Linked DNA regions of Homo sapiens: regions 1, 3, 4, 5 and 6 are each linked to region 2. Evidence: chromatin contacts called from ENCODE Hi-C or POLR2A ChIA-PET data. All regions are on one chromosome and are shown on one strand. Each heading gives the region's core, a stretch centred on a gene start or an enhancer-like site at or near the end of the contact. The rest is flanking DNA. Distances are from core to core; before and after follow the strand shown. Region 1 overlaps MYLK2 (myosin light chain kinase 2). Region 2 holds the start of KIF3B (kinesin family member 3B). Region 3 has its middle 4.3 kb from the start of MYLK2. Region 4 holds the start of PDRG1 (p53 and DNA damage regulated 1). Region 5 holds the start of C20orf203 (chromosome 20 open reading frame 203). Region 6 holds the start of NOL4L-DT (NOL4L divergent transcript).

What was found. Hi-C counts contacts between places; a loop is a spot of excess contacts on that map. ChIA-PET counts read pairs that join two places held with the same protein, here RNA polymerase II (POLR2A). Pooled maps may share reads with other maps.
Region 1: a loop to region 2 is called in a map of chondrocyte, with 2.6 times the contacts of the local background. The contact joins the enhancer-like site here to the promoter of KIF3B in region 2. A Hi-C loop is called at or near these places in 1 of 168 maps with a recorded cell type or tissue (chondrocyte). POLR2A ChIA-PET finds 5 or more read pairs at or near these places in 4 of 52 experiments (A549, BJ, MCF 10A and 1 more).
Region 3: POLR2A ChIA-PET joins it to region 2 with 13 read pairs in Panc1. The contact joins the enhancer-like site here to the promoter of KIF3B in region 2. POLR2A ChIA-PET finds 5 or more read pairs at or near these places in 4 of 52 experiments (A549, BJ, K562 and 1 more).
Region 4: a pooled map shows a loop between it and region 2 (3-fold over the local background). The contact joins the promoter of PDRG1 here to the promoter of KIF3B in region 2. A Hi-C loop is called at or near these places in 3 of 50 pooled maps. POLR2A ChIA-PET finds 5 or more read pairs at or near these places in 4 of 52 experiments (MCF 10A, OCI-LY7, PC-9 and 1 more).
Region 5: a loop to region 2 is called in a map with no recorded cell type, with 4 times the contacts of the local background. The contact joins the promoter of C20orf203 here to the promoter of KIF3B in region 2. A Hi-C loop is called at or near these places in 4 of 37 single-sample maps with no recorded cell type and 4 of 50 pooled maps. POLR2A ChIA-PET finds 5 or more read pairs at or near these places in 1 of 52 experiments (OCI-LY7).
Region 6: a loop to region 2 is called in a pooled map, with 7 times the contacts of the local background. The contact joins the promoter of NOL4L-DT here to the promoter of KIF3B in region 2. A Hi-C loop is called at or near these places in 7 of 50 pooled maps. POLR2A ChIA-PET finds 5 or more read pairs at or near these places in 2 of 52 experiments (T-cell and activated CD4-positive, alpha-beta T cell).

The regions. Positions count from the first base shown.
Region 1 is chr20:31,833,183-31,837,852 of GRCh38, reverse strand. MYLK2 (myosin light chain kinase 2) reads right to left here. Exons shown (of 13, transcript NM_033118.4): 13 at 3,169-4,136. The coding sequence ends at 4,056. Among named protein-coding and RNA genes, the nearest start is that of FOXS1, 10 kb to the left of the region's middle. RefSeq lists enhancers at 1-811, 3,177-3,807. Within about 2 kb of position 1,517, at least 13 of the 41 ENCODE cell types and tissues checked have a DNase peak (open chromatin) inside an H3K27ac peak, as active enhancers do.
Region 2 is chr20:32,276,328-32,281,096 of GRCh38, reverse strand. KIF3B (kinesin family member 3B) reads right to left here and starts at 3,446. Exons shown (of 9, transcript NM_004798.4): 1 at 3,332-3,446. It overlaps LOC124904885 (a long non-coding RNA gene), which reads left to right and starts at 3,554. Exons shown (of 2, transcript XR_007067561.1): 1 at 3,554-3,793. RefSeq lists silencers at 3,071-3,250, 3,271-3,430 and enhancers at 3,084-3,594, 3,641-3,690.
Region 3 is chr20:31,812,738-31,817,415 of GRCh38, reverse strand. No RefSeq gene overlaps it. Among named protein-coding and RNA genes, the nearest start is that of MYLK2, 4.3 kb to the left of the region's middle. RefSeq lists an enhancer at 930-1,732. Within about 2 kb of position 2,000, at least 4 of the 41 ENCODE cell types and tissues checked have a DNase peak (open chromatin) inside an H3K27ac peak, as active enhancers do.
Region 4 is chr20:31,948,780-31,953,700 of GRCh38, reverse strand. PDRG1 (p53 and DNA damage regulated 1) reads left to right here and starts at 1,655. Exons shown (of 5, transcript NM_030815.3): 1 at 1,655-1,826; 2 at 3,314-3,389; 3 at 4,819-4,893. The coding sequence starts at 1,740.
Region 5 is chr20:32,670,871-32,675,725 of GRCh38, reverse strand. It overlaps C20orf203 (chromosome 20 open reading frame 203), which reads left to right and starts at 1,785. Exons shown (of 6, transcript NM_182584.4): 1 at 1,785-2,094. RefSeq lists enhancers at 1-166, 1,018-1,087, 3,038-3,537.
Region 6 is chr20:32,585,982-32,590,249 of GRCh38, reverse strand. It overlaps NOL4L-DT (NOL4L divergent transcript), which reads right to left and starts at 2,771. Exons shown (of 3, transcript NR_034152.1): 1 at 2,694-2,771. RefSeq lists an enhancer at 4,265-4,268.

The sequences.
Region 1 (4,670 bases), core at 268-2,767, 440 kb after region 2:
TCCATACACTCCTTGTGCCTCAGTTTCCTCATCTGTGAAATGTTGATAATGAAAATACCTACTCATAGGGTGGGGACAAAATAAGTTAATTGATGGGAATCACTTGGTATAGTGCCTGGTGGCCAATAAATATTACCCATTAACATGAAGGAAGAAACAGATGCGTAGGCAGCTTCATAGGTAGGAGATGGTCCAGGTGGGCACATCCTTCAGGACAGCCCTGGCTCCTCCATGCCCTCGGCGCAGCCCTATCACTGGCTGAATCTTTACCTACCACTGTCTTATTGGGTCCAAGGTGGCCAGTGGAATACAAGGCCACTGGACCCAGAAAGGGAAAGGCAGTGTCACCAGCCCTGATGTAATCCAAACCAGATGTGGGCTTAGTGGCTTCCAGACCTGTGGGGGGTGGTCACTGTGGGCCTGGCTAAGGCCTTGAGGCAGGAAATGGTCTTGGAGGAAAGCTCTCTGGGCTGGGACCAACTGGGAGGAGCACTCCCATTGACAGTGTTAATTAACCCTTCTTAGCTTACAAAGAGGGCCCAGGACCCCGTTCAGGGGAAGCCCAGGCACAGAGGTGCCTTGCAGGGGAAGAACACAGCATCAGCGTTGAGATGGACACTGAGCAGGAGGGGCCCATGGCCCTGGTGCCTGTGGTGGGCACAGCAAACCATGCAAGGGACAGGGAAGCTCAGCCTGACACCCAGAGAACTGATGCCCTGGGAACCCTTGCTCAGTCCTGGTCCAGCTTGGCAGTCCCAAACCAGCTATGGTCTCCCGCCCTCCATCAGGGCAGCTCCTAGCGTGAAAAATCTTTCTTTCTTGTAGCTGCCAGGGATGGGAGCATTCTTGAAAGCAATGGGGCTGGGGCCTAAGCCTGCAGAGAGGCAGACCCAGCTGTCCACAGGGGCAGTGGCTGCAGCTTTGCCCTGAGTGTGCTCCGTGGCCCTCAGTGGGAACAAGGTCTCTCTGAACCCACATTCCCCCTTCCACATTATTGAATCTATACTCTCTGCCTCTGGGGACAAGGGGAGGCCCAGAGGAAGCACCTGATGAACCATAAAGAGCTTTCTAAGGTGTGCTCCTGGGAAGGGGTGGGGCTGGGTTCTGAATGGGCTTCTTGCACAGGACATGTTAATTTGCTGTGTAGCCTTGGCCAAGTCACTTTCCCTCTCTGAACCTGTTTTTTCACCTGTAAAATATGGTGCATGAGCACCCCATCCCGTCTCTCAACTGTCACAATGGCCCTAGGAGTGGCAGAGGAGAAAAGAGCCGAGGTTATCAACTTCATATTACAGAGGGGGAAACTGAGGCATGCACTGGGAGTCAGGAGTCCTGGGTTCTAGTTCCAGCTGTTACTGTCTCTGATGAGGGACCTTCCCCATCTTGGCCTCGGTTTCCCCAGCTGGATCCAGGCCCTGGATCTCTGCTGTGGCTGGACTTCATTTCCTTCCCTCCCCCCACGGTGGTGACTCATCCCTCATCAACATGCTGTGTGGCCGAGGCTCAGCCTGGGTGGGGGCCAGCGAGGCCAAGAAAACCACTCAGAGGAAACCACAGGCCTGGCCCAGCTGGCAGGTGGCGGACGGGCAGGCAGGCAGGAATCCACAGCCCTAGGGGCCCTGCCTATAAGCGCACCTCCCGCCAAGAGCCCAAGCCAGGTTCCCCAGGACCCCCAAGCCCCAGACTGTGAGTCAGGCTCAGACTTCAGAGTCACCCATTCACCACCCCAAGTGATACTGCTGCAACCGGACTCTGAACTCCCCAGCTCAAGCAGGGCGGGGATCGCAGTGAGGACCAGTGTTCATGGAGGCAGGAGAGAGGGGATGAACTGTCAAGGTTTCTGTCCGAGGGCAAGCCTAAGGTTTCTCAGGAGGCAGGCAGTGGTGAAGAGCAGGGGCTCTGGGCCCAGACCATCTGGGTACAAATCCTGGCTCTGCCACTGACTATGTGGCCCTGAGCAAGTGGCTGAACCTCTCTGAGGCTTGGCTCCACACTCTGAGAAATGGACACAACACCTCGCAGAGTCACCGTGTGCAGCCGATGTGACCATCAACACAATGCGGCGCCCAGGGCCAGCAGCCGGCAGGTGCTCGATGCATGTTAACTGCTGTCTCTGCTCTTCCTGCTGGAACCTCTCTGTTCCCACAGGCCAGTCCCACTTCTCAGTCGTCCTCACAGCCAGAAAGGCTGCACTGTATCAGGGCTCAGCTCTCTTGCCCTCTGGGCTGCCCCCAGATGGAGCCTCCCCTGCCCCTCACTGCTGGCTTGTGGTGAGGTGGCCGTGGCCACTGGGAAAAATCAGAGAACAGTCCTCTCCCCTGAGGCCCTCATTGTAGACCCAGCAAAGGCATCGCAGGCCTGCCAGACCTGGCCTCCACCTGGAGACCGGACTCTCTGCTTACACCCTGTCCTGGTGAGAGGCAGAGGGAACGCATGGGCACATCCTTGCTCTGGGAGACAGAAAAGCTCCTTTCAAGCCCCAGTCCCTGACTTGTTGAGTGGCATTCAAGTTCCTTCTCTCCTCTGAGCCTCAGTTTCTTCATATGTGGAGTAAGGATAAGAACATTATCGTTCCCTGGGCCGAGCACAGCCCTAAGTGCCTTACCTCAGTCTGACTGATGCTGCAGCCATGGCCCCACCCTATGAGGTAGATCCTAGCGCTGCCCACTCTCTCTGGCTCAGTTTCTCCCTCTGTAAAACAGGAATAATAATACCTGCCTCATGAGAATCACCTGAAGCCGGGAGGCGGAGGTTGCGTGCAGTGAGCATAGATCACACCACTGTACTCCAGCCTGGACGACAGAGTGAGACTCCATCATAAATCAATCAATCAACCAATCAATCCTGCCTCGTAACTTTGCTGTGAGGAGTAAATGAGTTAACACAGCACAGGCGCTTTAAGTAAAGCTGGGCACGCAGTAATCACACACCCGGTGTAGGCTGTTGCTGCGACCTCCCTCTCACAGGTGAGGATACTGAGGCACAACGTGCAGAAGCCACCTGCCCACATCATGTGCTGGGCAGACTGGCACCTGAGCCTGCATGAACCACCAAACTGTGAGCTGACGGATATTGCTAAAGTGTCCGGTACACAGTAGGTGCTCAGTGAACTGTGGTCATCAGCGACCTCACACCAGTGCAGGCACACACAGAGGGAAGGAGGCCACATCCAACCTGTACATTTATTTACAAGGCACAAGCTGAGAGCAGACTGGAGGCTGCCCCATGGCCTTCCTAATTCTCCTGGGCCTGCTGACCCCATCATCTGAGGCCATGGGTGACCCCCAAGATGGGGGCCCCGAGTGGTTGGGTTGGGCCGGCTTGGCCCTGAGGCAAGCTCGGGGGTGGTCTCCTGTGTCCCTTGGCTTCTCCCCTCCCCCTCCACCAGGCCTGGGCTGGGCGCCCTCTCTCTCACACAGAGTTCCTGTGTGTTGGTGGTCGCAAGGAAGGTGGGTGGGGGCCAGCCTGGGCCAGATGGTGTGGGCTCGGCCTTATCTGCTGGAGTGGGGAGGTGGCGGGGGCATGGAGGTCCTCTCTCACAAAGCCTGCTCTGTCTTCCCTGGCAGCTGGGCCTTAGGAATCAGCGTTGCAGCCTTTCTGCCCCACCAGGAGCCTCCCATCCACAACCACAGAAGCCCTACATGCTGAGACCCCCCAGCCATGGCACTCCAGCTAGGAGGAGGCCCAGGCTAAGGACTCTCCCAGTGGGGCAAAGCAGGGGTCACCACGGCGGCGGCAGTTCAAAGACGAGGAGCTGGGGAGGGAACCGGGAGCGGCTTCAACGGGGGCCTGGAGTCTGGGGTGTGGCCGACAGGCTGGAGCCCTGTCTGGGGAGGTGCTAGCAGGATGGATCCAGGCCACACTCCGAGGCGGCTCACATCGGGGAAGCGGTCACTGCATGGGGGCGTGGGGAGCCCCGAGCCTCCCAGCCTGGCACAGCCTTGTCCTAACGAGGCTGCCCTGGGGATCTGGCTGCCTTTTCTGGCCTTCTGGGCTGTGTGGCTTCAGCCCCGGCCACTGTGTGGCTGCGTCCAGGCTTCAGCTGCGCCCAGGGCTCAGACCCCCAGAGCCATCAGTGCCCCCGAGCTGCTGATCTTCTTGAAGCGGTTGGCAGCGCTGACAGCAATGAAGTTTTTCTAGAGGGCAGAAGAGAGGGAGTCCCAGTCAACACCAGGGCAGGGGGGCAGCTGCAGGGTGTCTGAGCAGCCTGTAAGTCCCCTTCAGTCCAGGAGGGTCACAGGCTAGAGAAGGTGCAGTGCCCAAAATGGCCACGGGAGGCGCCATGACACTGTATTGTCCAGGAGTCCCCTCACTCAACGGATAGGTCAGCCAGACCTGAACCAAGGACCGCTCTGCTCCAAACACTCCCATGGCTCCAGTTTTGCTCCAAGTAAAAGATAAACCCCTTGCCATGGCCGATGAGTCCCTCCAACTCCTGTCCCCCTCTTCCTCTCTAACTTCATTCCTTACCTCCTTGCTCACTCCACTCCATCCATACTGGCCTCCTACCTGTTCCTCAAACTCTCCAACCACACCTCTGCCTCAGGGCCTTTGCACTGGCTACTCCCTCTGCCCGGAATACTCTTCTCCCAGTATTGGCACGGCTCACCCCTCCCCACCTTCAGGTCTTTGTTCACATGCTTCTCAGTGAGCCCTTCCTGACCCCCCCT
Region 2 (4,769 bases), core at 2,197-4,696:
CTGTTACATAAGACGGGGTCTTTCTCAGGGACTTGCGAATTAATGGATGAAAAGGCTTAGGAAGCAATCTGAGGTTTCTAATCCAGGCACCTAACAGAAGTCTAGGGACACAACAAAACAGATTAGAATCAGTGGCTTCACTCTGCAGCCAAGGCAAACATAAGATATGAATTCATTTAAAGATGTCAAATGCAGTAATTTGCAAATTAAGCTCTGAGTTCCTCGAAGGATATGGAGATGGGATTGACCTCCACATCCTCCATGTGCCTAGCATAAGGGGATTTAGCAAATATTTACTGAATTGGATGTTGAGCTACTAAACCTAACGTCCTACCATCAGCTTTCATCTTTCTTTCTTTTTTTTTTTTTTTTTTTTTTTTTTGAGACGGAGTCTTGCTCTGTCGCCCAGGCTGGAGTGCAGTGGCGCAATCTTGGCTCACTGCAAGTTCCACCTCCCCGGTTCACGCCATTCTCCTGCCTCAGCCTCCCGAGTAGCTGGGACTACAGGCGCCCGCCACCATGCCCAGCTAATTTTTTTTTTCTTTTAGTAGAGATGGGGTTTCACTGTGCTAGCCAGGATGGTCTCGATCTCCTGACCTCGTGATCCACCCGTCTTGGCCTCCCAAAGTGCTGGGATTACAGCCGTGAGCCACCATGCCTGGACAGCTTTACCTTTCTTTGCAACCCATTGTGGCACATGATTACAGGTTCCTGGGGCCAACTGTATAAAAATATCAACATTTATATAATGCCATGATGGCTACTGTTTCATGCTTGCAATGACATTATGGTTGACGGACCTGGTATTATCACATACTTTAATTTATTCTTTCACCAACCATACACGGAAAATACAGCACAAGCACCACGTTAAACCCAAATAACGATAGCTAATGTTTACCAAATATGCTGGGCACTTCACATATATTAAGTTCAAATAAATCCTCAGAACAGCCATACATGATAATAAGGCCACAGGTAATAAGGCCTATTACTATCCCCATTTTACAGATGAGGAAACTATACCACCAAGGGGTTCAAAATGAACTATGAATAATTCTTCCTCACAGAGCCCCTTACCAAAAAGTCCTCTCATCATTTCAGAGGTACTGAGCATCATTTCAGAGGTAAAGTAGCACCTCTTTGCTCAGTAGCACACAGCTTGGAAGTGGCAGAGCCAAGATTTTAGTCCAGGTAGTCTGATTGCAAGCTTTTAACCACAACTGCATAACAGCACTGAAAGGGCCTTCAGTATAATCTAGCCTAGTCCCCTCATTTTAATGAGGAGGGAATGAGGGACAGAGAAGCCCTCTTTTAAAGATTCCAGCTCTCAGGCTGGGCACAGTGGCTCATGCCTGTAATCCCAGTCCTTTGGGAGGCCAAGGCAGGCGATCACCTGAGGTCGGGAGTTTGAGACCAGCCTGACCAACATGGAGAAACCCCATCTCTACTAAAAATACAAAATTAGCCGGGCATGGTGGCACATGCCTGTAATCCCAGCTACTTGGGAGGCTGAGGCAGGAGAACTGCTTGAACCAGGGAGGCGGAGGTTGCAGTGAGCTGAGATGGCACCATTGCACTCCAGCCTGGGCAACAACAGCAAAACTCCGTCTCAAAAAAAAAAAAAAAGATTCCAACTATTTTCTGAGATCCTCACTTTGGGTGGTATCTATTTAAATAAAGCTTTACCTGAGATCTTGTTTCCTTGCCTTTTAACTTCTAGCCAGTTAAAAGTAACAAAAGAATACCCCTGTGGCCTTATAATAGCAACTGTTGCAAAATCAGAGGCAACAGTGAATGGGGGATAAAATACAGGATTTACCTAGAAACACGTCCACTTCCATCACTTAATAGATACAAGATTCTTAGGCAATGACTGGGTGTGGTGGCTCACGCATGTAATCCTAGCACTTTGGGAGGCCGAGGCAGGTATATCACTTGAGGCCAGGAGTTCGAGACCAGCCAGGCCAACATGGTGAAACCTTGTCTCTACTAAAACTACAAAAATTAGTGGACGAGGTGGTGAACATCTGTAGTCCCAGCTACTCGGGAGGCTGAGGCAGGAGAATCGCTTGAACACACGAGGCGGAGGTTGCAGTGAGCTGAGATCGCGCCACTGCACTCCAGCCTGGGCAACAGACTAAGACTCTGTCTCAAAAAAAAAAAAAAAAAAAAGGATTCTTAAGCAGGTCCTTCCCTTTACTTTTCTGAACCTCAGTTTCCTCATCGGCAAAATGAGGATGACATCACCAGGCACCTGGCAAAGTCTACATAAAGATTAAATGAAATAATATGCCTGGTAAAGTGCTTCTTAATCATATGCTTGTAAATAGTTATTACTGCTTTAAGCACTTCCCAAAGGACACAAAGATGCCTTTTTTCTTCTGGAAGGGTCAACGAAGCCCAGGTAGAAAATGAGACCATGACCCCAGCTATCTACAAGGGGTTGACCTCAAAGAGTTTCCCAGGACTACTTGTAGAAGTACCTCCCTTGCTCTGAGCAGAATGGAGAAGTAAAACCGGGGTTGGGGGTTGGCATTGCAGTAGGACTACCCATATGAGCTGGCACTCTACACACCTACACCTTACCTGTCCCAAAGTCATCTCCTCCTGGAAGTCTTGCCCTCCTACCCTGGACGCCTCATAATAGCTGGTTGAGCACTTACTATGTGCCAAGCTACTTGACATACCCAGTCTCACTGATTTCCACAGTAGTCTATTACCTCATTTCACAGATAAGGAAAAGAAGACTCAGAGAAATTAACTTGCCCAGGGCCACACAGTTACTAAGTGGAAATGCCACGTCTCTAACTCGCTCAGACTTCAAACTGCCCTCTTGGTCTCCCATCTAGGGTGCCCTAAGAATTCTCCCTCTCCCCATTTAGGGCACTTTCACATACACTTCTCATTATCTTTACCACTCTGAGCAGCAATGTTAGGACCCCATTGAATAAACAGGTCAGCTAAGGCCAGGGAGGTGAAAAGACTTGCCCAAGGTCACACAGCAAGCCCAGCACAGCGCCGAGGTTCGGACCCCAGGCTCTCGCTTCCCCGCCCTCCTCCCAAACTGGGGCCCTGACCACCGCCTCAGGGCCCCCAGGTGGGCTGCGACCCAAGGTGGCCGTGTCTGGGGGTCGGGCCGCGACCCTGCCAGGGGAAGGAGGGGCAAGGCCGTCCGGACTACCAAAGGATGCCTAGGAGGCAGGGCAGAGGATGCTCCGGCTCGCGGGACAGCAAAGCCAGGCAGAGGCGCGGGCGCAGGTCGCAGGGAAAACCCCAGGCGGCCACAGGATTAGCCCTGCTCGGTGGGCGCCCGGCCCCTCCGACTCACCTGAGGCCCGAGCCGAAAGCGGGCGGCGGCGGCGGCGGCGGCGGCGGCGGCGGCGGCGGGGGCGGCGAACCCCTGGCTCAGCCATTCCCCGCTGCCCCGGATGGGGAGAGACAGTGGCCGCTCACTTCCTTAGCAACCTGGCTCGGCGACCCACTTCCTTAGCAACCGGTGTCAATTTCAATAACTTTATTGGCACACGAGCAGAGGACAGGGAAAGCCGGCTGGAGGGGTCTGGGCGGGGCTCAGGTCGGTGCTGGTGTTTAGCGGGGGCCCAACACACCTCGGTCTCCTCACCCACCTAAGCGGGGAGAGTGGCGCACAACGTGGCCTGACTCCATCCTCTGGTATCTCGTGCCTCAGTTTCCCATCTGTAAATGGAACACACGCGATTTCAGCCGCCGTTCAACCTTTCTAAAAGCTTTCACATCCATTATCTGACTGGTGTCTCAAACTGCTACTGAGGTAACTCCCATTTAGGGTGCCCCCAGTGACTCAATACGAACACCTATAGGCACCCTTGTTGTAGCTTTCCTGTCCTTCACCCAATCCAGTCAGTCACAACCGCCCCAGGCAAGGCCAGGCCACGCTCATCTCTAGCCTGCCTGAAATATCTGGTCTGTTTCCATTCTTTTGTCCAGCTCTGTCCGAACAATCCATTTTCCATAAGGTGGCCAGAGTAATTATTTAAAACAGATCATGCGGCCAGGTGCGGTGGCTCCCGCTGTAATCCCAGCACTTTGGGAGGCTGAGGCAGGTGAATCACCTGAGGTCAGGAGTTCGAGACCAGCTTGGCCAACATGGCGAAACCCCGTCTCTAATAAAAATACAAAAAATTAGCCGGGCGTGGTGGCGCATGCCTGTAGTCCCAGCTACTCGGGAGGCTGAGGCAGGAGAATCGCTTGAACCCGGGAGGCAGGGGTTGCAGTGAGAGAGATGGCACCACTGCACTCCAGCCTGGGCGACAACAGCGAAACTCCGTCTCAGATATAAAGATTAAAATAAATAAATAAATAAATAAATAAATAAAACAGATCATGCCACTTTCTGATTAATACTCGATTTAATGGAGTCTCATTGCTCTTAGAATCAAATATGAAGTCCTTATTACTTCCTGCAAAATTCGTTAAAACTCTATTCCAACCACACTGGCCTAGAAGGGCAGGTTCCAACCCCCATGGAACTTACACCTGCTGTTCCCCACTAAATAGAAACTGCATAAGAGCAGTCTTTTATTTGTTCACTCTTGTATCCACCATGCCTGGAACCAAGCTTAGTCAATAGTAGTTGCTGAACAAATATGTTTTGCTCCTTGAATAAATGAATACCTGAGATGGTCTTCTTCATCTGCCTACAACTACTTTTTGCCTGTTGTGGCAGATATTGCTACTTCCTCTCAAAAACGTTATTTCTTCCTGCTCCTGGACACACAACTAGACAG
Region 3 (4,678 bases), core at 751-3,250, 460 kb after region 2:
TGGGGAGCGCTCATCTCATTTTCTGCATGAGGACGAGGAGAGTTAAAGGAATCAGTAGCTTGCCCAAAGTCACTCAGCAAGGAAGGGAGTTGAGCTTGGAATGTCGTTCTTCAAACTCCAAAGCCCTCTTCCCTTCCTAAAATGTCCCAGCCTGTGCCTTGCCCCCTTCTCCCTGCTGAGTAACCCCTTTGTGGATCTTGCAGCATTCAAAAGGTTGAAATGTTTCCTGTCCTAATGCGGATCATTAGGACCTCCTGGCCCTCTATCTGGCCCAGAGCATGTTTTAGTTTAATTTGGAATGTTGGGTCCCCTGCTTCTGGCCTCCCCACAGTGCCCCAGCTGATCCCACCATTGGTTGACACTGTCTGGGAGCCCCCTGAAGGCCAGGGGCTAAACACATCCCCAGCACAGAGTGGACTTGCCCATCAGTGTCTGATGAGTAAATAACTGATTAACCAGAAGGCTCCAGACTGGAGTTTGTTACCTCCCTATGCTGGACCTTGCTGGCATCTCCTTGTTATTATTGTGGTTATCAATACCAGTCATTTATTGAGTGCCCACCAACGGCCAGGCCAGACTATGCCAAAGATCCAGCTCCCTGGATCCTCAGAAGGGACTGTAGGGGCCAATGTTACACCATTTTAAAGGTGTGGAAACTGATGCTCACAGAGGGAAGTGGCTTGTCCCCACAGTCACTCAGCTAGTGAATGGCTTCAAACTACCCACATTCAAATCCAGAGCCACCTCCCAATGAGACCAAAATCCAGCCTGGGACAACTTCAGGGGCATTAGTGCTACTTTTGTTATAATTATTATTCCCAAATAATTACTCTTATTGAACTCTTTCTAAAATGGACCAGGCCCTGGGGTAAGCAGCTTCATGAGTATCCTTCCTTCGAGTCTTACAACTCCCTACCATGCAGTGATTAGGAGATCTGTCAATGAAGCGCTGCGACCAGTAACTGTGAGCTTGGAACAATGTCTTCACCTGTTTCCTCATCCGTAAGGAGAGCATCTGCCTCCCAGGAGGTAGATAAAGCATTACAACAGTGAGTGTGAGCATAGCGAGTGCTGTATAAATGTCAGCTCTTTAATCCCCATTTCACAGATGTGACAGGAAAACTGAGTCACAGGGCAAAGTCATAGAGTTGGGATTGGACCCATCTAACCCAAGGCTCTGCTCATAACTGCTCTGCCCCATTGCCTCCCTCTCACAGCATGGCTGCGAGCATTTAGCCAGCACACATGTAAAGAGTGCCCAATGGCACAGTACCTACAGCACTGTGGGGGCCTGATAATGTCGTGGACACCCCAGGTAGAGGGTTCATCTGTTCCCGCCAGCTCCCCTGCAGTGCCTCCCACTGGGATGAGAGTCTGGCCTGGTTCCGAATCTACGGGACTGCCTGCTCCAGCCAGCTGCTCCCTGGGAGTCCCCAAGCTTCTCAGCACTCCCTTGGAGGCACAGGGGTGGGGCACGGGGAAACTTCCTCCACCCACCTAGGGGCTGCCAGAGCCCCTGCCCACCCTCAAGAAGGGGCTTCCCCGCCCTGCACCAGCTGTGCAGACACCCTCTTTGCCTCTACAGGGGCAGGACAGGAAGTGGGGCAATGCCAAGACCAATTAAACCCGCCAGGGGAATTAAGGTCAGCAGGATGCAATTATGCCTGTTGGATTTAACAAGGCCAGAGGGAAGGTTTCTCCAGCCAGAGTTCACGGCTCCTTAGGCCTCTTGCCCTGTGTAGCTCTGCCTTCCAGGAGCCTAGGCTTCCAGGCTCACCTAGCTCTGGAAGAATGTGTTGGGGGTGAAGGGGTTAACTTCACCCAGGCACTGCTTCCTTGGCTCTGGAGAGGAAATCAGTTCAGCCAAGAGGCTTTAAAAGGACCTGTTCGGAGAAGTCATGCCCAGTCTGACCCTCTCCCTGCCCAGCTGTGATGGAAAATCCAAAGAGTTGAGCAACAACCTTTCTGACTCCAAAGAGAGCAGCCAACTCCCCTCACAGCCTTCCCTCTGCTCCTGTTTGAGAGCCACTCAAGGCTGCATTAGCACGTTGTTTTCTCTCGCCCTCTCCCACCTTGGACCCCTGAGCCCAGGGCCTTGGCAGGACCTCTCAGGCCTCTGGAAAAGCCCTAGGTAAGGTTGCTGTCCTTACAGCAGACCCTGTCCTTCCAGCCAAGCTAGTAAGCAGAGGTCTGTGGGCGTTCTGTGTGCAAATTGGACATAGGTTTCTCCGAAAACGCAATTGACACACTGTTCCATCCCACAGTTATAGAATTTTATTGCTAAGATTAATTACTGGGGGCTCTACTGTGACAAGGACTAAACTGGTCACTTTCAGGACACAGAGATGAAATTGGGGGAGAGCTATAGAATCACTGCATATTACATTTTAGGTGAAAAAAGACTATAAAAATCAACCATGCCTGTAATCCTAGCATGTTAAGAGGCCGAGGCTGGAGGATCACTTGAGCCCAGGAGTTCACGACCAGCCTGCGCAACATGGTGAGACCCCATCTCTGCAAAAAAATTTAAAAATTCGCCAGGCGTGGCAGTGCACACCTGTGGTCCCAAGCTACTCAGGAGGCTGAGGTAGAAGGATTGCTTGACACCAGGAGGTTGAGGCTGCAGTGAGCCATGATTGTGTCACTGCACTATGGCCTGGGTGACAGGGTGGGCCCCTGTCTCAATAAATAAATTAAATAAAAATCAGCCATAGAGCGGGATCCTTTTTGTTCAAAATATTTACAAAGAAGATGGCTGGAGGGATATAAATGGACATATTTACAGGCGTAGAAATAGAGATTATTTTTATTCTTTATTCATCTAGATTTTCCAACTTTTTTGGAAATGACTTGTAACTCTTAATCAGATCAATAAGTAATTCCAAATATATCAACGTGGACACAGATTTCTTCAGAGAGAAAATGGTAAGAGCTATAAAACACCATGAAAGGACTTCTTGGCTCAGGGCCTCAGAGAACTCGCAATTCAGCTACTGCAAGGCTTTCTCAGTAACTAAGCCCCAGAGTTGGTTTAAAATGAAGCCTCCTGGCTGGGCGAAGTGGCTCATGCCTGTAATCTCAGCACTTTCGGAGGACAAGGCAGGCGGATCACTTGAGATCAGGAGTTCAAGCCCAGCCTGGCCAACATGATGAAACACCATCTCTACTAAAAATATAAAAATTAGCCGGGCATGGTGGTGAGCACCTGTAATCCCAGCTACTCGGGAGGCTGAGGCATGAAAATCACTTGAACCCAGGAAGCAGAGGTTGCAGTGAGCCAAGCTTATGCCACTGCACTCCAGCCTGGGCAATAGAGCAAGACTAAGTCTCAAAAATAAAAATAAAATAAAAAATAAAATGGAGCTTCCTTGGAATGAGGCCCCAGAAATGTCTATAAACCAGCATTTCAGGTGATTTTTCATGCACATCCAAGTTCAAGAACCACCAAGTCAGAGAGCCAGCTCTCTAGAAAGCATCCTGAGAGCCTTGGAAGAGGGAACAGATTTGAGGCACTGTCCTGACAGTCACCCTGGTGCAGTCAGTGGAGAGCTTCCAGGATTCATATCCCTATAACCCAGGGCCACACTTCTCAACCCTGATGCACACTGAAAACACCTGGAGAGTTTCTACAACTCTTGAAGTCTGAGCCCCTCCTCAGCTCAGACCAATTAAGAACATTTGGAGTGGGGCCCAGAATGTTGGTATTTTTAAAAATCTCTCCAAAAGATTCTGATGTGTGGCAGGGTGAAGAGCCACTGATCTAAGGCTTTCCTAGGACAGGAACTTCATTTTCTTTTTTGTATGTTTCTTTTTTTTTTTTTTTTTTTGAGCCGGAGTCTTGCTCTTTTACCCAGGCTGGAGTACAGTCGTGCAATCTCTGCTCACTGCAACCTCCACCTCCTGGGTTCAAGTGATTCTTCTGCCTCAGCCTCCTGAGTAGCTGGGATTACAGTTGTACACTACCATGCTCAGCTAATTTTTTGCATTTTTAGTAGAAACAGGGTTTCACCATTTTGGCCAGGCTGCTCTCAAACTCCTGACCTCAAGCAATCCACCCACCTTGGCCTCCCTATAATCCCAAAGTGCTAGGATTATAGGCGTGAGCCACTGCGCCCAGCCAGAAACTTCAATTTCTGTTTCCCTTGAATGCCCTCCAACATAAGGTAGGAAAAATAGTACACACAGCAGGTATTCTTTCTGACGGTGTTGACTGGGTACCCCATCCCAATATCTGAGACCCTTGGAGTCCAGATGCCAGTGCAAAACAGATGCAGACTACATCACATTCAATTTCATATCCCAAGTACCTAGTACAATACGTGGTGCTGTTGTGGTTAGTAGTAATAGCCACTAACGTTCATTGTGTATTTACAATGTGTCAGACAGAGATATTAACTCTTTTAATCTTCAGAGCAACCTTATGAGGTAGATACTATAATCACTCCCATTTCCAAAAGGAAACTGAGGCACAGAGGAGTTTCAGAGGTAGTAAATGGCGGGCTGGAATTTAAATCCAAACTCTCTTGCTCCAGAGCCCTCACATTTAATTACTACTCCGTACCACAAAGCAATGCCCATTGAAAAATAAATTCATAAGTGAGTGAAGAATCAGTTTGGTTGCCCTAGGGCCTGACATTCAGTAGGTGCTCTGTAAATGTGGAAGAATAAATGCACCTAC
Region 4 (4,921 bases), core at 406-2,905, 330 kb after region 2:
CCCCACACCAGGTGGCTGAAGGAAAAATTAGCTCTGCCTCTGGTAGTTGAAGGCAGCCAATGGCTAGGCAACATAGAGGTGCTGCTGGGGCTTCTGGGGCCACAATTTTTGGGGAGGGTTTTTTCAGGGTCCGGAAATGGCATGGACACCAGGCACTCCTGGCTTGCTGTGTGATGAGGCACTGCCTTTCTCCTGGCCTCAGTCTGCAGCTGTGAAATGGGGCAGTAATAATCCCATCCATACAAAGGTTGCTTTGACACTCAAGTAAGGCAAGGGGTGTGAAGGGGCTTGGTTACAAGAGGTCAAAAGGAGAGAATAAAACGCTGGAATCAGGGAGGCGAGACATCAGAGTGATAATATCGGTTCTGCTCTTTAGACTTTCAAAGTCCTTTCCCAGCGCCTTTTACAGCCATGTGGGCTCAATGCCTCCTTCCCTCTGACCTCCTGCCTGCTTCCCCCCCGCCCATTCTGTTCCACATACGCTGGCTGTTCCCTCTGCCTGGAACACTCTTCTCCTAGGCATCCACATGGCTCACCCCTCACCTTCTTTTCAAAGCCTTGCCTCTCTCTGAGGTTTGTTTTTTCCAGCTATCCAATGAGGAGTTTGGGCGTGAAGACCTCGTGGGAACCCTCTGGTTCTGATGGTAACCATTTTCCACCTGCCTGCCTTCTCTGGGAAGTCCTCCCAATCCTACCACCCACACCCACCTGCTTTTCTGAGCTAGCACTTCATTGCTTACTGCCCATAGTTTTCAAGTCCCTTCCTTATGTATAGGCCAGCTACTCTGGACATTGGGCCCAACACAGGGGCTCAAGTGAACTCTGGTTAAACGGAATTAAAAGTGATTACTGCTTCCTTTGTTTTTTGAGACAGAGTCTCGTTTTGTCACCCGGGCTGGAGTGCAGTGGTGCCATCATAGCTCAGGGCAGCCTCGACTCCCCAGATGCAGGTGCTCCTCCCGCCTCAGCCTCCTGAGTAGCTGGGACCAACGGGCGCGCCCCCCCTCACCCAGCTAATTTTTTTTTTTTGTATTTTTAGTAGAAACGGAGGTTTTACTGTGTTGCCCAAGCTGGTCTCGAACTCCTGGGCTCAAGTGATCCCCCCGCTTTGGCCTTCCAAAGTACTGGGATTACAGGCATGAGCCACTGCGCCCAGCTGATTCCTGCTTCCTTCCGATCCTGTGGAGAGACACTGAGGCGGATTTTTATTCACCCCCTTTTTATAAATTAGAAACTGAAAGTGTCAGAGATTAAACATAAGTCACACTGCCACATGGGCCTTCTTGGTGTTTCTTAGCCAGGGGAAGAATAATATTTCCCAGATCCTAATCACTACCTGCCACGGTATATAATTGTTTTGCCATTAATTGTCGGTGTTTCCCACTAGGATGAAGTTCCATGAGGGCAGGGATTTTGTTGTGTTCACTGCTGCATCCTAAGCACATAAAACTGCTTGGCACATAATAAGTGCTCAAGAAGCATGAACCGAGGGAGTAACGGGTCAGAGGCAGCCCGAGGACTGAGCTCTCTGAGCCTGCAGAGGGCGCTCCAGCCCCGCCCCCAAAGCTAGGCCCCGCCTCTCGCAGCCGGCTGGCGCACTAGTGTTAGAGCCTGCGCACCACCGTTCTTTTAACTGCGCAGGCGCGCCGGAAGCACCTAGAGAGCGGCGCGTGCGCAGCGGGAGTCGAAGCGGAGATCCCGGGGTCGCGCGAGAGCCGCAAGCGGAGTTGGTGGGCGCTATGCTATCACCCGAGGCAGAGCGAGTGCTGCGGTACCTTGTAGAAGTGGAGGAGCTCGCCGAGGAGGTGCTGGCGGACAAGCGGCAGGTGAGAGGCCCCTCCGCGGCGCTGGGGCCTGGCGGCCGGCGCCGTGGGAAAGCGCGCGGGGTCGCAGTGAGTTGACCTGGACAGGCGGTTAACGGCTCCGAGGCGACAGACCTGGGCCGATAAATATTCGGCCGCTACTAAGTGAGCGCCTGCGCTATGCTGGACATTCCTCTCTCTTCATCCTTTCTCTGCCCCTTGCCATGCTCTGTGGATCTCGACCCATCATGCTCTGGGCCGTTTCCCTGAGCACCTGTTTCAAAATGCACTTCCCGGCCCCATGGTTGATCTAGGGGCACCGCCCTGTAAAGGCCCTCAGGGGAGAGCTGGAACCGAAAAGAAGCCTGAGGGGGCCTTGTGACCGGGCAGGGGTGGGGACGTGGGGGAAGGTGGCGCCCTGTTTATGGGGTGTCTTGTTTTAAGTGCCAAGTTTTTGAGGGGAGTTCCTGGGGGAAGGAGGGTGACGTAATTGGATTTAGGTTTTAAAAGGATCCCCCCTGGCTGCTGTGTGGAATACAGAATATAGGTGGGCAAGGGCGGAGGCAGGGAGATGGGTGAGGGGCCATTGGTATGGTCCAGACCAGAGATGGATTTGGACTAGGTAGTGGTGGTGGAGAGAAGTGAAGGGGTCAGAAATGTATTTTGGAGACAGACTCAGTAGGCCGTGGTAGTGGAGCCGGGGGAGTCGTGACTCCCTCTCATCTCCAGTTAGAAGGGTCAGGTATTTACTGAGAAGGGGAAAACTTGGGCAAGATCCTGTCAAATTAAGTACTGGATCAGGGTGTGCTGGATGAGAATAAGAGCAGTTAAAGTTTATCAGCTACTTACTATGTGCCAGGTACTGTGTTAAGTCATTTAATTGCTGGCTCAATAACCTGTAAGGTAGGTACTGTCCGTAGCTCCATTTTGAGGAGGAGTAAATAGGAAGGTGAAATTACACAGCTTGAGGCAGATAGCAGGATTCGAACCTGGGTATTCCAAATCCAGAACCAGCACTCGTGCAGTATACTGTACTACTGCGTCACTTCCTTAGTAGCTATTGTGTTGTTACCACTGTCTCAGTGCCCCCAATCCTGCTGTTCCAATCTAGTATTGTTGGGTTTCTCATATTACTAGTTCAGAATCAGCTGGAGAAGTTTGTCCAAAAATAAACATTAGGCCTGCTTAATCACAGTGTGTAGGGGAAGGGTTTCCACTCCCCTGGTGATTCTGATATGCCCTAAAGTTCGAGTGGATAATGCAGAATTTCCCATTTAGTCAGCACATGTTTTCTCAGCATCTTTTCTGGGGAGAGGGCAGCTGCACAAAGCATTGTCTTTAAGACCAGGAAGCTGAGTGAGAGAAGAAATACATTCACACATCAATCCATTTTAGGCAGGACGTTGAATGTAATCAGGAATAATGCATTGCCTCTGCAACCCTTGTCTGTCAAGAGGTGACAGCTTGGGGCAAGAGATAGCTGAGTTCCCTCCTGTCCCTGTGGTTTTCAGATTGTGGACCTGGACACTAAAAGGAATCAGAATCGAGAGGGCCTGAGGGCCCTGCAGAAGGATCTCAGCCTCTCTGGTAAGTTGAAATTTTCTCAGTGCAGCCCTGGAGGCCTGTTCCGTTTTCCTTTAAGGCCTTTACCTTGTTCCTGATAGAGATCAGGCAGGAGGTCACAGCTGTATAACTCAGCCTTGTGGGAAATTGAAACAGTCCGGGGAGATGGGGGAGCAAATTTTGCAGTTCTGGCACAGACTGTGGTTCAGGATTTTGCCTGCTCACTTCAGTGACAGGTCGTTAGCTCCTGGCTTATCAACGATGGCAGACACTGAGAGAGTGCCGGGGGTGTATAAAACTGATGGTTCCTGCCCTTGTGCTTTACAGATGAGGAAAACAACGTAAAATGCGTAATTGAAAATTGTAAGAAAGCCAGAGATGGAATTGGACTTGGGGTGGGTGTTGAGAATATATATCCAGAAGAATGGGACACTTTAGATGAGGCCAAGTGGCTGTGGCAGTGGAAGCAAATGGGGAGTAAGTATGGCTGGAGAGAGGGACAGAGACCAGGCCATAATGAAAGGTCTTGGGGGCTAAGGGAGGAAGTTTACATTTTGTTGAAAGTACACTAGAATGTGCAGAATCTTCCAGTTGCTTCTCATCTCACCTGAGTAAAATCCAGAGGTCCTACAAGACCGAGTAATCCAGCCCCCATGAATCCATGAGTGTGCCAATATCATCTCTACTCCCCCCACCCCCAACATGACTCCACCTACACTGGTCTCCTTGCTGTTCTTTTATTTATTCATTTATTTATTTATTTGGAGACAGAGCCTTGCTCTGTCACCCAGACTGGAGTGCAGTGGCATGATCTTGGCTCACTGCAACCTCTGTCTCCCAGGTTCAAGTGATTCTTGTGCCTCAGCCTCCTGAGTAGCTGAGATTACAGGCGTGTGCCACCACACCCAGCTAATTTTTGTATTTTTAATAGATACAGCGTTTCGCCATGTTGGCCAGGCCGGTCTCGAGGTCCTGGCCTCAAGTGATCCACCTGCCTCGGCCTCCCAAAGTGCTGGGATTACAGGCGTGAGCCACTGCGCCCGGCCCCTTGCTGTTCTGAACACCCCAAGCACACTACTGATCTTTGCTGTTCCTGTTGTTTCCTCTGTTTGGCTCACTCTTTCCCCAGATGTCTGCAGGGCTCACACTCTCACTTTCCTTAGGTCTCTGTGTAGATAGCATATAATCAGTAAGGCCTTCTCAGACTACCTGCTATGATTAACAAGGTCCTCCTCTGGCATTCCCTAGCCATCTTAGCCTGCTTTATTTTTCTCTACAACTCTTAAGGTCTGACAAATCATATCTTTATTCTCTCTCCTCCACTGTAACATAAGCTCCAAGAGGGCAGGAACTTTTTCTTGTTCTGCTCTGTTGTCTGTATCTAAAACAATGCCTGGCAGATAATAGGTACTCAAAAAAAAATTGTTGAAGGAATTACTATTTGCTCTTTCAGAAGATGTGATGGTTTGCTTCGGGAACATGTTTATCAAGATGCCTCACCCTGAGACAAAGGAAATGATTGAAAAAGGTAAGGCCTCCTGGGGATGGGTCAGGGG
Region 5 (4,855 bases), core at 536-3,035, 400 kb before region 2:
CCTCCAGACCTTACCCCTTCTAAAATGGAGGCATTTTGTTTGTTTTCGCTCAGAACCCAGTTCCTCATGAACTGTCATTGTAAATAGACCGGAGGCCAGAACAAAGGAAGATTTTTTAAAATTATTTTTTCCTCCTTTAAAGACTAGCTTAATGAGAACTGCTGACATGGGGTAAAGTACAGCACGCCCAAGCTGAGAGAGGTGTGGGGGTACCCTAGACTGGGAAACTGAGGCCCAGGGAGAAGCACTGCTGGGCAAGGAGCATCCCTCTACATCCCAGGTGGGGTGGGCGCTCCACACACCAGTGTGATGGGAAAAGTGGAGGTGATGAGTGTCCTCACCTGGGCACAGCCTGGCCCTCATGAGATGGAACGTGCAGGGAGCCTTTTGGGGGAGGGTTCAGGAGGAGAACTGGGTGGTTTGCCCAGGAACTCAGAAGGAGTATTCCCTAGGCGGGTGGGTAGCGTGTGGAAGGACACCTGAGGCAGACAGAAGACACAGAGACCCAAGGGAGAAGGAAGAACGGCTGGGTTTAGAGACGTGGACGTAAGTGAAAGGGCAGAGCCAAGGATGCAGCAGGACAGGAGGGAGGGGGTTAATAACACACTTGAAGCCCACGGTCCAGGTTTGATTTCATTTAACTTAGTTTACTCTGGACCCCTGAGTCTCTCTCAAATTTGAATGGCCTTTTTTTCCTTTTGAAGGGGGATTCTTTAGGAGGAAGGGCAGAGAGGGCACCAAGCAAGTAGATACTGTCTCTAATAAAAGTTTTGGTCATGGCCAGGCGCAGTGGCTCACTCCTGTAATCCCAGAACTGGGAGGCCCGAGGCAGGAGGATTGCTTGAGCCCAGGAGTTCAAGACCAGCCTAGGCAAAATGGCAAGATCCCTATCTCTACAAAAAAAAAAATAATAATACAAAAATTAGCTAGGCATGGTGATGTGCACCTAGTCCCAGCTACCTAGGAAGCTGAGGTGGGAGGATTGCTTGAGTCTGGGAGGTCGACGCTGCAGTGAGCTGTGATTGCACCACTGCACTCCAGCCGTGGTGACAGAGTGAGACTCTGTCTAAAAAAAAAAAAAGGAAGTTTCGAGGGTGAGATGAAGTAAAAGACTGGAATGTTCTTGAGACATTGGGCTAGAGATTGTCATTTGTTTTTGCTACTTAAATCCAGGTGCTCTGGGCTAACCTGATTGGGCCCCTGATGCAAAAGCGCCTCCTGGTGGGTGGTTCTGAAAACACTGAATACTTTCCTCCCCCTGCCACCCAGTAACAATATTAATAATACAAATACAGCATTTTTTTTTCCCTGCAGAACAAAATTCCTAGAAGCTGAAGGGCTGAGTTGCTGAACATGAGCATTTTACTTTTAGGCAGATTACATCAAAGTCTCTTTCCAAAAAGTTGGCACCAATTGGCACCCCATTTTTGGTGCATTTAAATATTAAACACCAAGATGAGACTGGATGGATCCCTCTCCTGAAATGTCCTGTCCATAAATGAAAGAGCTGGGGCCAAGCTCACGGTGGCTCACGCCTGTAATCCCAGCACTTTGGGAGGCCAGGGTGGGAGGATTGCTTGAGCTCAGGAGTTCAAGACTAGCCTGGGAAATATAGGGAGACCCCTGTCTCTTAAACAAACTTAAAAAAAATGGCTGGATTAAACGACAACAACAGTTTCAGGGACCCAGTCTTTTCTGAACAGTGTCTCCCCCGCTCAGCTCTCACAGATCATTGAGGTGGGCGGGGTTAGACCCATTGACAGTTGGACCTGCAGGGCCAGGTCACATAGCCAGTGGGTCTGAGCTGACTTTTCTTCCCAAGCCTGTGTGATCCCCAAAACCCTTGGCTGCCCCCACTCTGCCCCCCGCCTCCCAGCCCTTCCAGCTGCAGCCTTTTCACTCATTCCACCACCACTCAGCTCTGAGTGGCTACGCTGGCGGGCTCTCTGCTTTGCGTCGGAGACATCACAGTGAGCAAAGGCAGATATGTTTTATGTGCCCTTGAAGAATCTCCCAGACAAACGTGTCATTGCAGTCGGAGCCAAATGGCCGGGGCAGGTGGCACAGATGAATGCCGGGCAGAGGAGCCTGCAGGTGGGTGGAATGCAGCCTGTCTGTGCTGAAAGTGTGGGGTGACCCTGGGGTTTTAAGCAGGGGATGGTGACCAAAAAAGCCAGCAGAAAGACCAGTGTGTGGTTTTGAAGCTGCTGCCCTAGACTCCCTGTGCCTCATGTGTCCCTTGGAGCTCCACCTGGGTCTCTGTGCCCACGGGGCTGCGGTGAGGCTCCCCGAATGTGGGGACCGTGTGGCCGTTGAGCCCATCTCCGGCAGCTATGGCTGAGGCGCCAGCCACTTCCGCCCTGTGCTCTCTCTGTGGTTGGCTACGGGGGCTGAGACACCTCCGGCCAGTCTTGAGGGGAGCAGGAGGAGGCTGCTGGACTGTCCCCCATGGCAGCCACAGGGCCTCTTCACTCCCTCCTGCCTCTGTGGCTCCAGGGGCCCAGCTCAGCCTCTTCCTGCCGTTTGTACCAGCCCTGGGGCTCCTCAGGAGGGCGGGCTTGTCGCTTGTTCCCCCAACCCTGCAACCCCTCCACTTCCTCTCCTCACCCGCCCCAGGGTGTGAGGTGGGACACAGAGAGATGCCCAGCCCTTACTACCAAGGAGTCTTGGGTCTTGAGGGGGCTTCTTTTATGGCCACTCATTTCAGCCCCTAGATCCTGCCAGTCCCATATTCTTCACTCCCTGAGGCCTTCTGGCTCTCAAAGCCCGAGTCTAGTGCCTTCCTACCAGCCATCTTCACCAGGCCCCTCTCCTATGCTGGGTCTGTTTAGATGCAGGGGCACAGGGAGTAGGAAAAGGTCTCTGCTGCCGGAGCCCACAGCCCTGTGGGAAGACAGCAGGGCCAGGTGGCAGTCAGGGAGAGAAGCACTTTTCTGGAACTGTGTGAAATGCTGTGAGCTTGGGGGAGGCAGGGGAGGGAGTGGGGAGGGTAGAGGAGGAAGAGTCCCAGAACAAAAAGGCCTGGTGTGGTGAGAAATTCAGGAGGGAATAAAAGGGAACAAGAGCAAGAAATAGAGACAGGCACACTGTGGTTCTTGGTTTTTCCCACAAAACTAAAGCTATTTAAATTGAAGAAGTATTTTTTTTTTTTTGGAGATATTGTCTTGCTCTGTCACCCAGACTGAAGTGTAATGATGCAATCATAGCTCATTGTAACCTTGACCTTCTAGGCTCAAGCAGTCCTCCTGCCTCAGCCTCTTGAGTAGCTAGGACTACAGGCATGCGCCACCACACCCAGCTAATACATATGTATGTATGTATGTATGTATAATATATATGTAATATATTTTATGTGTGTGTATTTATTTTATTTTATTTTATTTTTTTGAGACAGAGTCTTGCATTGTCACCTGGGCTGGTGTGCAGTGGTGGGATCTCGGCTCACTGCAACCTCCATCTCCTGGGTTCAAGCGATTCTCCTGCCTCAGCCTCCCAAGTAGCTAGGATTACAGCTAGCTACTGTAATAGCTACTGGGCGCCCACCACCATGCCCAGCTAATTTTTTGTATTATTAGTAGAGATGGGGTTTCACTGTGTTGGTCAGGCTGGTCTCGAACTCCTGACCTTGTGATCCGCCTGCCTTGGCCTCCCGGAGTGCTGGGATTACAGGCGTGAGCCACTGCCCCGGCTCCTCTTAAATTTTTAAGTGCACGCTACAGTATTGTTAACTATAACCACAATGTTGTGCAGAAGACCTCCGGACATTTTTATCTGTGTGACTGAAACTCTATACCCATTGAACAGCAACTCTCTGTTCCCCACTCCCCCTCAGCCCCTGGCAACCCAACCCCCATTCTACTATTTTTTTTTTTTTTTTTTTTTTTTGGAGACAGAGTTTCACTCTTGTTGCCCAGGCTGGAGTGCAATGGCACGATCTCGGCTCACCTTAACCTCCAACTCCTGGGTTCAAGCAATTCTCCTGCCTCAGCCTCCCGAGTAGCTGGGATTATAGGTGTGCGCCACCACGCCCGGCTAATTTTGTATTTTTAGTAGAGACAGGGTTTCTCCATGTTGGTCGGGCTGGTCTCAAACTGACCTGAGGTGATTTGCCCACCTCGGCCTCCCAAAGTGCTGGGATTATAGGCGTGAGCCACTGTGCCTGGCCCATTCTACTATTTTTTCCCTTTCTTTTTTCTACTTAAAATTTTTTTGTCTTTATTTTTTTTCTTTCTTCTACTTTCTGTTTCTTCTTTGGATTCCTCATATAAATGGAATCATGCATTATTTGTCCTTCTGTGACTGGTTTGTTTCATTTAGCATAAAGTCATCAAAGTTCATCCATATGGCAGCACATGACAGGCTTTCTTTATTTTGATGGCTAAATAATATTCCAATGTGTGTACACACCATATGTTGTTTATCCATTCATCTGTGGATGGACATTTAGGTTGTTTCTACCTCTTGGCTATTGTGAATAATGATGCAATCAATATGGGAGTTCACATATCTCTTGGAGATCCTGATTTCAATTCTTTTGGAAAAATACCTGCAAGTGGGATTCCTGGATCATATGGTAGTTCTATTTTTAATTTTTTGAGAAACCTCCATACTGTTTTCTGTAGCAGCTGCACCATTTAACATTCCCACTAACCATGCACAAGGGTTCAACTTCTCCACATCCTTGCCAACACTGTTGTTTTTTTTTTTTTTTTAAATAATGGCAGTTCTAACAGGTGTAAGTTGATGGCTCATTGTGGTTTTGATTTGCATTTCTCTGGTGATCAGTGAGGTTGAGCACTTTTTCATGTTCTTGTTGACCACTTGCATGTCATCTTTGGAGGGATGCCTATTCAAG
Region 6 (4,268 bases), core at 1,522-4,021, 310 kb before region 2:
CAGCTAGTCCCTGAGCTTCATGGGTCAGGTCCCTCTTGTTTATTACTGTATTCCAAACACCAAGCATGGTGGCTGACATACAGAAGATGCCCAAATAAACGTCTGAATGATGGATGGGCATAATGACAATAGGAGCTAGCATTTGTTGAGTGCTTATTCTCACGACAGCCCTGTGAGTTAGGGATAATTATTAATATTCCCATTTTATCGGCATTGAACACTGAGGCTTAGAGAGATTAAGGGACTCAGTCACTCAACAGCAGAGCCTGTTAGGAGAAGCACAATAAATGCTGATGGATGGATTGATTATGGAGGAAGCATAGTAGCATGGTGGAAAATGCTGTAGACTTCAGTCTAGCACCTGCTTTTTGAGGATAAGCCCATTCATTCATTCATTCATTCATTTGGTTGGTTGGTTGCTTATTTATCCATTTATTCAATAACGTTTAAGCCTTAGCTCCTGTGCTGGGCACTGGTCGACACAGGTAATGAGGCCATCGTGAAATGCTGTGGTCAGAGCTGGGAGGGGGAAAGCCCAAGGCTCTATGAGTGACCAGAGAAAGCCCCTGACCCAACCTGAGAGGTCAGGAGGCCTTTCTAGAGAGGTGGGCGTACAGCAGCGGCTCAGCATGGCTGGCAGACTGCAGGGGGATGCTATAGAATAGGGGGATGGCAGGTGGTGGCACAAGCCCTTGATAGAAGGGGCACCAGCACCCAGTGGTGGTAACTACCTCTCCCCAAGGCTCTGGGGCCTCTCTGCTCTTCCTGGCCCTTGCGTGGACAGGCCTCTGTGGGAGCCTGAGTCACTCTGCCCCACCCCAGGCCTGGAACTTCCTGTGGCACAGTCAGGGCCACCTCACTGTCAAGTTGCAGGCATCCCCGCTCATCTGGGCCCAGGGTCAGAGCTCAGTGAAAGGCAGGTGATCTGGGCCAAATCAGGCAAAGGCCAGGTACCTGGTTCTGTCCTGCGGCCCTGAGCCTCTTTGCTCCTGTGGGACTCAGTTTACCCATCTATCAGAGGCAGGGTTTGGACTGTATACTCTGAGAACCCTTCATCACCAAGCTCTTGTGACCCATTACATTACTATCTGTATTCAGAGTGGACGTGAGCCCTGGGGGCTTGGACTCCCTGTGCTTCAACTCCAGTCTCCCTTGGACACCTGGACGAAGTGTGGAAAAAAAAAAAAATCCAGAGGCCGGGCATGGTGGCTCATGCCTGTAATCCCAGCACTTTGGGAGTCCAAGGCGGGAGAATCACTTGAGCCCAGGAGTGATTACGTTACTATCTGTATTCAGAGAGGACGTGAGCCCTGGGGGCTTGGACTCCCTGTGCTTCAACTCCAGTCTCCCTTGGACACCTGGACGAAGTGTGGAAAAAAAAAAAAAAATCCAGAGGCCGGGCATAGTGGCTCATGCCTGTAATCCCAGCACTTTGGGAGCCCAAGGCGGGAGAATCACTTGAGTCCAGCCTGGGCAACAAAGAGAGACTCTGTCTCTACAAAAAATAATTAAAAAAAAAATAGCTGCGTGTGGTGGTGCATGCCTGTGGTCCCAGCTACTGAGGAGGCTGAGGTGGGAGGATCACTTGAGCCTGGGAGGTAGAGACTCCAGTGAGCAGCAATTGCACCACAGCACTCAGCCTGGGAGACAGAGCGAGACCCTGTCTCAAAATTTTTAAAAATGCAGAGGATCTCCTGGCCTTTGATTCATGGGGCAGCCTACTTTTTCCTTTGGCAGGTGTCTGGAATGGAAATCAAAAAAGAGCAGCTGCCCCCTGGGACCGTGATTGCATCCCCCCAGGAGTTGGGCATTGTGGGAGACTTACCCCACACCCCACCCAGCATGCCCCTCCTAAAGGACCCCAGTGACACGGATAGGCTGAAGACCCAGGGTCTGTTTCTGCAAAAGTGGGGATGGGCCGCAGTAGGCTGTTCTCACTCCTTGGCTGTTCCACTCTCCCAGGAGCCCTTGGGGCAAGAGGCTGGGACGTGCCTGGTGCAGTGAGCTGTCACACAGTAGGGACACCTCCAGGCCTCTGACCTCCAAGACCACAGACCTCTGGACCCCTGCAGCTGCCCTCCTCTCCTCACTTCTTCTCTACCCCACAGTCCTGCTCGTTTAAAACTCGCCAGTAGCTCCCATAGCAGCTGGAATGCCATCCAAAGTATTTCCCAGGGTCTTCAAGACTCCTGCCCTCCAACCCCTCCTCCCTCACTTCAGTCTCACCACACTGGACACCTTCCAGCTTCTAGAAAATGCCAATCTCCTTCCACCTTGGGGCTTTTGCCCTTGCTCTTCCCTCATCCTGGAATGCAGGAACAGCATGCCTTGGCACCTGTCATTTAAGTCACTGCTCAGATGCTACCTCCTTAGAGGGGCCTTCCCTGATCCCCCTAAGAAAAGCAGCCCCTTCTTTGCATTATTTGCTATCACAGCTCTCTCTTTCCTTCGTGGCCCATTCCCCGGGCTGTTGTGATCAATAGCTGGTTTGTTCAATAGCCATCTTCCATACCCATTGGTGCACTCCCGTAGGGCAGGGACCTTGGGGATCCCATGACCATATCCCAAGCCCCTGCTGCACAATGGCTGCTAAACAAATGTTTGTTGAATGAATGAAGCACAAAAAGTGCCAACAATGCCTGTCTTCCTCCTTGAATACTTCGAGGCCCCATGAGGGAGAAAATGGCACTTACTGGGCACCCGTCACAGCTCAGGCACTCTCATCCTGTTGAATCTCTACATCTGTGACATCCTGTCCCGCTATACAGATGATGAAGTAGGGGCTCAGTGACCTGCCTGAGGTTACCCAGCAAAGGGTGGAATGATGGCTTCATTCCATTGTGAAGTAGCCAAGTGGGACCTGTGAGCATGAAGAATGCCACGCCAAATAATCATCAGGATTCACTTCCAAATCTGACTCCACCCGAAGCCCATGTTCTTTTCATTATACTATACATTCTGCTGTGCCAGAACTCAGCCCAAGATTGACAACCAGGTTTTTAGCTTCTGAAAGGCAGGCAAAGACCCAGCCTGGGTGGAGAGGTGGTCCGGCTTAGTGGTTATTGAAGTGGGTCCTGGAACTGGACAGAGAGACCAGGGCTCACACAAGGACCCCACCACCCAGGCACAGGGCATATTTGCCACAGTTATCATTACCATTGCCAGGCTAGAGCATCTCTGCTCTCAGGAAGAGTGTGCTGGAAGGATAACCGTCAAGGGACACATGGAAAAAGTCAGGGTCTGAGCTTCTTAATCACAGAAGCCCCTGCGCCCCTGGGGCTGGCCTTTGGGTAGTGCCTTCCCCGCTCTGAGTGGTCACCTCTTAAAAACGGGCATGCATACCAGCATAGATCCAAAAAGAGCTCTTGAGAAGATAAAGAGGAAAAATGACTGTGGAGTTGTTGGTGTATATAAAGTAACATGAAATGTAAATTATCTAAAAATAATCTCCCATGTGAAATGCAGAGAGAGGTTGGGGCTTGGGAGACCTCTAGGGTTCTTTCAGCATTTACTGGCACCTACTGTGTGCCAGGTGTTGTGCTAGGGCCTGTGCATATGAGGATGGGTCAGATATGGCCCTGAGCATCTGGAGCTCCCTGTCTACTGGGGGAAGTGAGCCAGGTATACACAGCGTGGGGCTCTCTCCGAGCGCGGTGAAAGGGGAAGAGTTTGTGTGTGATATGGCAGCAGCAGCCAGATGCACATGAGCTGAAACCCACCCCTCCTTCCTGCATGACCTTGAGCAGGTCAGGCCACCTCTCCAAGCCCCAGGTCTTCGTCTGTAAAATGGAGCCATTCCCTCTGCCTCTCAGAGTTGCCAGGACATGGCACGTAGTAGGTCCTGGGGTGGGGGACTTTGGGATGGGAGTAGACAGTAGTTCCTACGCAGGAAACGGTCCTGCACTAGACAAAGTCTGGGCCTCAGGACTTGGATGGTGACTTGCCTGCAGGAGTGTCATGGGGACATGGGGTGGACCCCCGGGGACAGCTGGGAGAGAAGTGCAGCAATTCCTCATGACCTGTTAAGGAAGTGGGGGGTAGGGGCACAGAAATCCTGGGGAATTGGCCTGTGCCTTTATTTATGTTGGTAATTTCATTAAGGGGGAGGGGACCAGCTAGCTCTACCCAAGGTCAGATCTGCCCAGGTAGGAGGGGGGCGGTGGGGCTACCTGAGTTTACTCAGCAAGAGATTCTAGGTCAAGGCGCACTCAGGAAGGCAGGGTGTCTCAGGATGAGTTTGTGGATGTGTTGAGAGTTTTCTGAAGCGG